Linked DNA regions of Homo sapiens: region 2 is linked to region 1. Evidence: chromatin contacts called from ENCODE Hi-C or POLR2A ChIA-PET data. All regions are on one chromosome and are shown on one strand. The core of a region is the stretch at or near the end of the contact, and the rest is flanking DNA. Distances in the headings are between cores, read along the strand shown. Region 1 holds the start of RPL9 (ribosomal protein L9). Region 2 has its middle 26 kb from the start of RBM47.

Evidence for each region. Hi-C counts contacts between places; a loop is a spot of excess contacts on that map. ChIA-PET counts read pairs that join two places held with the same protein, here RNA polymerase II (POLR2A). Pooled maps may share reads with other maps.
Region 2: a pooled map shows a loop between it and region 1 (4-fold over the local background). The contact joins the enhancer-like site here to the promoter of RPL9 in region 1. A Hi-C loop is called at or near these places in 1 of 50 pooled maps. POLR2A ChIA-PET finds 5 or more read pairs at or near these places in 2 of 52 experiments (MCF 10A and activated T-cell).

What each region holds. Positions count from the first base shown.
Region 1 is chr4:39,457,142-39,461,467 of GRCh38, reverse strand. RPL9 (ribosomal protein L9) reads left to right here and starts at 2,546. Exons shown (of 8, transcript NM_000661.5): 1 at 2,546-2,577; 2 at 3,028-3,074; 3 at 3,159-3,274; 4 at 3,787-3,882. The coding sequence starts at 3,029. LIAS (lipoic acid synthetase) reads right to left here and starts at 2,412. Exons shown (of 11, transcript NM_006859.4): 1 at 2,306-2,412; 2 at 506-678. The coding sequence starts at 2,350. RefSeq lists enhancers at 1,885-1,934, 2,305-2,599, 2,795-3,545 and a silencer at 2,315-2,364.
Region 2 is chr4:40,654,104-40,658,429 of GRCh38, reverse strand. No RefSeq gene overlaps it. Among named protein-coding and RNA genes, the nearest start is that of RBM47, 26 kb to the right of the region's middle. Within about 2 kb of position 1,874, at least 3 of the 41 ENCODE cell types and tissues checked have a DNase peak (open chromatin) inside an H3K27ac peak, as active enhancers do.

The DNA.
Region 1 (4,326 bases), core at 1,297-3,796:
GATCTAAAATTTGGACTGGAGACTGTGTATCCTTGGTTCTCCATGACTTCCATCCACTTGTGATATAGAAGGAGCAGGATTAAGTTATCTTTCAACTCAATCTACCTTCTACATAAAATTCCATCATTCTTTTAAATTAAGGCAAGGTATCCATAGGTCACATGTAAATTGACTAGGAGAAGCACAAGTTAGATCATCAACAGCTACTAACCCAGATCTAACAGACTAGTAGCAAAGCAGTAATCTTTACTCTGAAGAAGTTGGATGCTGGGTAGAAAATGGGGAGATGGCAGTGTAACATAGTAAGGGCAAGAGAAAAGAGAAAGATTCCAAAAATTTCATCTGCTTACTTGTTCTATCTAGTTCTGTTATCACATCTTTCTAATGATTTTTAGCTAAATTTAACAAGTCTGATATTAAAAACAGATTCTAGGGCTTGGTTATATCTGAAAATAATGCACAATAAAGGAACGGGACGTTAAAATTATCTCAAATTTTCAATTACCTTTCTCCTTTCTGGCGTTTTAGGTTTCCTTTATATTCATCCCAGGTGCTCCTGTCTGCAAGATCACCAGATACAAAATCTTGAAGGTCTGGTCCATTCTGTAGGAGTTCCTTTTTTTTATCTGGCAAGGAGCTTAACGGTCTGACTGGGCTGCAAAAATATCTCCCAAATACCTAAAGAAAGAGTTAATTATGACGTTTATTTAGTGGAGTCCGTAATAATTTAGTTTTAACCCATCATAACACCTAAACGGAAGGGTAAAGCCAAAAAAGTGATTCAGAAATTATGTCAAACTAGGAGCTCTAGTATTCTAGGGCATTAGAATATAAAAGATGACTGAAGGAACCAAACCTAAAAGAGAGTAAGAGTTGACTGTTTACTACTGAGTTTAGAATAGATTTGGAAATCTGTTTTTTTTTTTTTTTTTTTGAGACGGAGTCTTGCTCTGTTGCCCAGGCTGGAGTGCAGTGGCGCAATCTTGGCTCACCGCAAGCTCCGCCTCCCGGGTTCACGCCATTCTCCTGCCTCAGCCTCCTGAGTAGCTGGGACTACAGGCGCCCGCCACCACGCCCGGCTAATTTTTTTGTATTTTTAGTAGAGACAGGGTTTCACCATGTTAGCCAGGATGGTCTCGATCTCCTGACCTCAGGTGATCCACCTGCCTCGGCCTCCCAAAGTGCTGGGATTACAGGCGTAAGCCACCGCACCCGGCCCGAAAATCTCTGGAACTAACATATATCACACTTTCATGTACTCCACCTACCAGGAACTAGATGTTTGTCTTTCAACAAGATTGAACTGCAATAACTGAAGAAGGTGCCACAGTTTAAAACTGTTCTGGTCCTGACTTGAATCAGGGGCGTTTAAAGTGAAGTGTGCAATAAATCTCTCGAGCTTTGAATAATTGTTGAAACGTAGGTTAATAATGCCCAATTAGTTTCAGACAACTGGAAGGTTAAAACCAAGCCTAACGTTTTTACTTTCTTTTTCTTTTTTTTTTTTTGAGATGGAGTCTCGCTCTGTCGCCCAGGTTGGAGTGCAGTTGCGCGATCTCGGCTCACTGCAACCTCCGCCTCGCGGGTTCAAGCGATTCTCCTGCCTCAGCCTGGCGAGTAGCTGGGACTACAGGCGCACGCCACCACGCTCAGCTAATTTTTGTATTTTTAATAGAGGCGGGGTTTCACCATGTTGGCCAGGATGAACGTTTTTACTTTCTAGGTTACATTGTTTCTGTGTTTGAACGTGGCAGTCAAGAACATAAGAAATCATGGTATTCGGCTTTTACATCTGAACACAAACGTGTATGAGATAGCCAAAACACTACAAAATCCACGAGTCTGCACATGTATCTCAAAAGAACCTTCGACAACTCAAAGAGTGCCTGTTAGGGTGTTGCACGATTGCTACTGCACTTCTCAATGTCTGCCGCTGAAGCCTAGCGGACAGGTTTGTGTTCTCTGCGGCTAGAGTGGTGTCTCACACACAGTAAGAGTCCAAGACAGAATAGCTATGTGGGGTGCTCACTGCAGTGCTCCATAAATATAGGGTACAAACCACTCTAAGCAGAAAATAAGTCCTCGGTGCTGGCCCAGAGAGACTTGCAAACAAACTGATGCCAGAGACTCTATATCATGGGGCTGGCGGGATAATTACATGAGATTACACGAAAAACGTTTAAAACTGCCGTTGGCTAGTAGTAAATGTTCAGTAAATGCACTGGCCTTTATTATTGGGCATGGGCGCTCTGAAGGGATAGGATCCCCCCACCCCACGCCCAAACCCGTTCGCCCCGCCGCTCACCCGGGGCCCCAGGGTGCGGGCTGCATCCCCGCAGCGTAGAGACATTTCCTCTTTAGGACTAGCGCAGTGCAGGGGTTGAGGGATCGCTAACTCCCGGGAAAGGACAGGTCGAAATTACGTCGCTCCATTTATGACAAGCAGCCAAGCTGCTCCACGATTGGCTGCTTTAGCCTTACGTGCGTCGCGCACTCATGACGCAATACGCAGGCCCCTTACGCGATACAAGTACGTAATGACGACAGACGTTCTTTCTTTGCTGCGTCTACTGCGAGGTAAGGATGTTTCTGTGCTCGTGGGGGTACTGGGAATCTGAAACCATCTGCTCTGGGAAAGGCTGCGGCGCGGCTCCCACTCTCGGAACCTTGTCCTGTTTGTCCCCCAGCTCGGCAAGCGCCATATGAGCCTGGCGGCGCCAGATGCGAATCCTGTTGTGGGCTTTTTGGCCTATTCCCGCCCCTCAGTCTTGCCGGGATGGCACCGCCCGCATAGGACTTCCAGGGTTGGGCTGAGTGGGAGTTCGACTGCTGGGCCTCGTAATTCTCGCTTTGGGGCTGCTCCTTCCAGGCTGGGACACACTGGGGCCCGCTGTCGGTCTCCCGTCCTCCGACATCTTGTCTGGAACTTCCGCCTGGCAGTCTCCAGTAGGAGTGGAGCTCTGTGCGGCGTAGTTTGGTGGAAAAACGGGCCTTGCGTCGGCCTCACCCCCAGTGTTTGTGTTTCAGAATGAAGACTATTCTCAGCAATCAGACTGTCGACATTCCAGAAAATGGTATGAGACTTGATGTCTTTTACTTACATCTTTACTGCACGTTCCAAGCGTTGTGTGGCCTGACGAGTGTGTTCTCTCTTCTAGTCGACATTACTCTGAAGGGACGCACAGTTATCGTGAAGGGCCCCAGAGGAACCCTGCGGAGGGACTTCAATCACATCAATGTAGAACTCAGCCTTCTTGGAAAGAAAAAAAAGAGGGTGAGGGTTTTTCTTCTGATAATTCAGTTGCTCGTTGGAAGGTGGTTTATAACAGCATCACATTTGGTTGCTTTAACAATTTTCGAATTAAGGTTCAGTGCTTCAGCTTTAAATGTTGCTGTCCAGAATACCAGCCTGTTCAGTGAAATTGAAAAACCAGATTCTGAACACAGCCAATTATATAAAGCTCAAATGTAATAGTGGTCATCAGTGACACGTCTTAATGGTGTTAGAAGTTTGGTTTATTTTCCTAGTGATTGCTTTGTAAAAATCACAGGAACCGGCAGTAGGTCATTTAAACCTGATGATTTAATTTTCCAGAAGGGAAGTTTGTTGCAACTTCTACAAAGCTTAACTGTTGGGAGGTTTTATAGGTGGTTGGATTTTTCCAGTTGAAAACCATGTGCTTTGATAAGGGTTAATTCTAGAATCTTAAAGTAATTCGGTAAGTGGTCTGTTGTCTTTTAAGCCTGCATATTTCTGGAAAGAATACATTTTTTGTTCTGTTACAGCTCCGGGTTGACAAATGGTGGGGTAACAGAAAGGAACTGGCTACCGTTCGGACTATTTGTAGTCATGTACAGAACATGATCAAGGGTGTTACACTGGTAAGCAGATGTATCAGACTTCCTTGTTTTGGAAAGGGAGGTTTCTCAAACCTGTGCTTTATACAGCGTAAGTGTCTCTTTCAGAGAATGGGTCATGTATTTTATTTGGTGTAATACGCAAGAACTTGGCAAAAATAGGCATCTGTGGGTCTTTAAGCGATAGAGCTGAGAGCAAAGACCAGATGGGTACAACATGTTTGTTTTTTTCTGTTGTTGGGTTTTTTTTTTTTTTAATCAAGGCTGGGGTCTCGCTATTTTGTCCAGGCTGAGCTCAAGTGATCCTCCCACCTTGGCCTCCCATAGTACTGGGATTGCAGGCATGAGCCACCATGCATGGCTAGATGGGTACAACTTTTAAAAAGTAGGCTAATGATGAATTTTCATACCTTCCGAATTCTTTAAGATAGGAAATCTACAGTTGCAGTACTAGTTGGTAGTCACATC
Region 2 (4,326 bases), core at 625-3,124, 1.2 Mb before region 1:
GACCCAAATATGCTGCTTAAAGTCTTGGAAAACTCTGCCCCAGCATTCTCTGTCATTGGCAATATGGCTTTTAGAACTATTTTTTGATAATAAAATATAATAAAATATATCATTTTAATGATTGCTATATATTTTTTTTTTTATTTTATCTTTTGTAGAAATGAGGTGTCACTATATTGCCCAGGCTGGTATCAAACTCCTGGCCACAAACAATCCTCCTGCCTCAGCCTCCCAAATTGCTGGGGTTACAGGGCATGAACCACCGCACCTGGCCTAGTGATTTTTTTTTTTTTTTGAAATGGAGTCTCTCTCTATTGCCCACGCTGGAGTGCAATGGTGCGATCTCGGCTCACTGCAACCTCCACTTCCTGGGTTCAAGCGATTCTTTTGCCTCGCCCTCCTGAGTAGCTGGGATTATAGGTGCCCGCTACCATGCCTGGCCAATTTTTTATATTTTTAATAGAGATGGGGTTTCACCATGTTGGCCAGGTTGGTCTCGAACTCCTGACCTCTGGTGATCTGCCCGCCTCAGCCTCCCAAAGTGCTGGGATTACAGGCGTGAGCCACTGCATCTGGATAGAAATATTATTTTCTATGTCCACAATTTAAGCACTCTATACATAACAACTCATGAATCTTTACAGATATTCTCCCATATAGCTTGGTGCATACGAATGTGATATTGAAGTCTGTATGTGTCAAAGTAAAAATTATTGTGGGAAGCCTGAGCACGGTGGCTCATGCCTCTAATCCCAACACTTTGGGAGGCCAAGGTGGGTGGATTACTCGAGGCCTGGAGTTCAAGACCAGCCTGGCCAACATGGTGAAACCCAGTCTCTACTAAAAATACAAAAATTACCAGCCTGGCCAACATGGCGAAACCCCATCTCTACTAAAAACGCAAAAATTATCACCCTGGCCAACATGGTGAAACCCCATCTCTACTAAAAATACAAAAATTACCAGCCTGACCAACATTGTGAAACCCCGTCTCTACTAAAAATACAAAAATTAGCCAGACATGGTGGCAGGCGCCTGTAATCCCAGTTACTCGGGAGGCTGAAACAGGAGAATTGCTTGAACCCTGGGAGGTGGAGGCTGCAGTAAGCCGAGATTGCACTAGTGTACTCCAGTCTGGGTGACAGAGTGAGACTCTGCCTAAAAAAAAAAAAAGATTGTGGGAGCACTAAAGGTGGAAGGATGGGGAAGGCAGCAGCACTGTGAAGAGAAAACTGTTATGGAAAGCGGGAGATTCATGTTTTGCTTGAGCCACTGATGAGTTCTCTGGCCTTCAGAGTAGTTCTCTGAGACTTTGTTTTCCTCACCTGTGAAATGGAAGCATTTGGCCAGATAAGTTCTAAAGTCCCTAACATGTTTGAAAAGTGCTAGGACTTTTTTTTTTTTTTTTTTTTAAGACAGGGTCTCGCTCTGTCACCCAGGCTGGAGTGCAGTGGCACAATCACAGCTCACTGAAGCCTCGAACTTCCTGTGCTCAGATGATTCTCCCACCTGAGCCTCCGGAGTAGCTGGGAAAATAGGCACACGCTATCATGCCCGGCTAATTTTCAATGTTTTCGTAGAGATGGGGTTTCACCATGTTGCCGGAGCCATTCTTGACTGAACTCCTGAGCTCAAGCGACCCACCAGCCTCGGCCTCCCAAAATGCTGGCATTACAGGCGTGAGCCACCATGCCCAGCCTGAAAAGTGCCATGACTTTTTAAGGGAATTTAAGAGATTAACGTAATTAGCAGGGCAGGAGGAGGGCTCCCCAGATGAGTATTGATACCTCAGTGGGACCAAGACTCCCACACTGACTGTGCCACCTGTTTGAGTGGTCTGATTACCCACATCCTCTTTTGAAGGAGCTATGCCCCATCCCTTTGCACGGAGACTCAGTTTCAAGTTAACGTGATCCAGTTCTAAAAGGCCAAAGAGATTCTTTGCTGGCCTTGATACTCATAGGAACATTTTGCCACCTATTTTATTCTGATCACAACCCAGAATTCCTGCACTGATAGATTACTGAGTCTTTTGATTTATTTTTTTGCAGAAGTAAAATCTGGCAGCTAGTAATCTGGTTATTTTCTGATCCTTGTGGCCAGATGGCACTTTCGATGTTAAAACTGTTCAGAGAAAGAGGTTTCACAATGTTCTATACCTTCTCTGCACTGTTTCTCACATATCCACATTTTTGATGATGCAAACTTTTTTCTGAGCCCAGAAACTTAGACATTCAATGATGAAAACTGATGCCGGAAGCTCCCAATGTCTGGTTAGCCAGGGATCATCCTCCAAACCCTGTTTGATTAGACATTCGATACAATGATTTATAGTTCCTGTTTAGATATTCACTTTGATGATGAGCATTTAAAACTTTTTCCATTACAGTTGTTATTACTGCATGATAACCATTATTGTTGCATTAATAATGAATATCGTATAGAACACTTGCATATTGTCATTTGCAGAGTATCCTTTTATATTTGCCTTTTTTGGGCCGAGCACACTGACTCATGTCTGTAATCCCTGCACTTTGTGATGCCAAAGTGTGAGGATCTCTTGAGGCCAGGAGTTAGAGGCCAGCCTGGGCAACAGTGAGAACCCATCTTTATCTATAAAAAAAATTACCGGCCAGGCCCAAATAAAGCAAATTTAAAAAGATACTCTGCGAATGACAATATACAAGTGTTCTATACAATATTCATTATTAATGCAACAATAATGGTTATCATGCAGTGGCTCAGGCCTGTAATCCCAGCACATTGGAGGCTGAGGCGGGCAGATAGAGGTCTGGAGCTCAAGACCAGCCTGGATGATATGGCAAAACCCTGTCTCTACCAAAAATACAAAAAATTAGCTGGGTGTGGTGGCACGCACCTATGGTCCCAGTTACTTGGGAGGGTAAGATAGGAGAATCCCTTGAACCCAGGGAGCAGAGGTTGCAGTGAGCTGAGATCGCACCACTGCACTCCAGCCTGGGCGACAGACAGACGGGGAGACCTTGTCTCAAAAAAAAAAAAAAAAAATTCTACCCAAGCCTTTCCACTGTTTTTTTTTTTTTTTTTTTTTTTTTTGAGATGGAGTTTTGCTCTTGTTGTCCAGGTTGGAGTGCAATGGCGTGATCTTGGCTCACTGCAACCTCTGCCTCCCGGGTTCAAGCAATTCTCCTGCCTCAGCCTCCCGAGTAGCTGGGATTACAGACATGTGCCACCATGTCTGGCTAATTTTATATTTTTAGTAGAGATGGGGCTTCTTCCTGTTGGTCAGGCTGGTCTTGAACTCCTGACCTCAAGTGATCCGCCTGCCTCAGCCTCCCAAAGTGCTAGGATTACAAGGGTGAGCTACCGTGTCCAGCCTCCACTGTTCTTTTGGGTGCCCTTGCCACCCAAAATAACTCTTTTAGTGCAATACAAGTACCTAGTTTTCAGCCAGGCGCAGTGGCTCACGCCTGTAATCCCAGCACTTTGGGAGGCTGAGGCAGGTGGATCACGAGGTCAGGAGATCGAGACCATCCTGGCTAACATGGTGAAACTCTGTCTCTACTAAAAATACGAAAAAATTAGCAGGGCGTCATGGCAGGTGCCTGTAGTAGTCCCAGCTACTCGGGAAGCTGAGGCAGGAGAATGGCGTGAAGTAAAATCTCCAGGGGAGGCAGAGCTTGCAGTGAGCCGAGATCGCGCCACTGCACTCCAGCCTGGGCAACAGAGCAAGACTCCATCTCAAAAAAAAAAAAGTAAAAGTACCTAGTTTTGTTATCTAACTTATTAAAAAGATACTTGTTTTTTAAAAATTTTACATGCTGTTTCCCTTATTTCTGTTTACTTCATAATCTTTCTTCTTCTTCTTTCTCTTTCATTTACTAGAACTCAAATTAGAGAGTTTGAAATGCGTAGCAATACAAATAGTTCTTGGATTGATTTCTGACTCATCATCTTTTAGCCAAACAGCTTGAAATTACAATCAATTGCCTATCTCTTTGGCAGCCTCTGAAGACTCCCTTAGATTTCTGGAGCTGGGAGTTCTTTTTGGTGTTATCTAGCACAGCTTCTTCATGAAACAGAGGAGAGTAAAGGGGGTAAAGTTACCGCAATAAGTTCAAACGAGTAAAGGGAAAACTAGAGGAGTCAGAACTAGAACCCGCACGTGCAATATTCCAGCCCAGGTTTTTTTCTTCTTCCCTTTGCTCTTCCATGAGTGCTATCCCTCCTCTATCCTTTTACTTAAACGAATGTATATTATCTCCTTAATCCCATGTGATGGATTCAAGGGTGATTTTATTTTAGTTTTTATTTTTTGAGACAGAATCTTGCTCCGTTGCCCAGGGT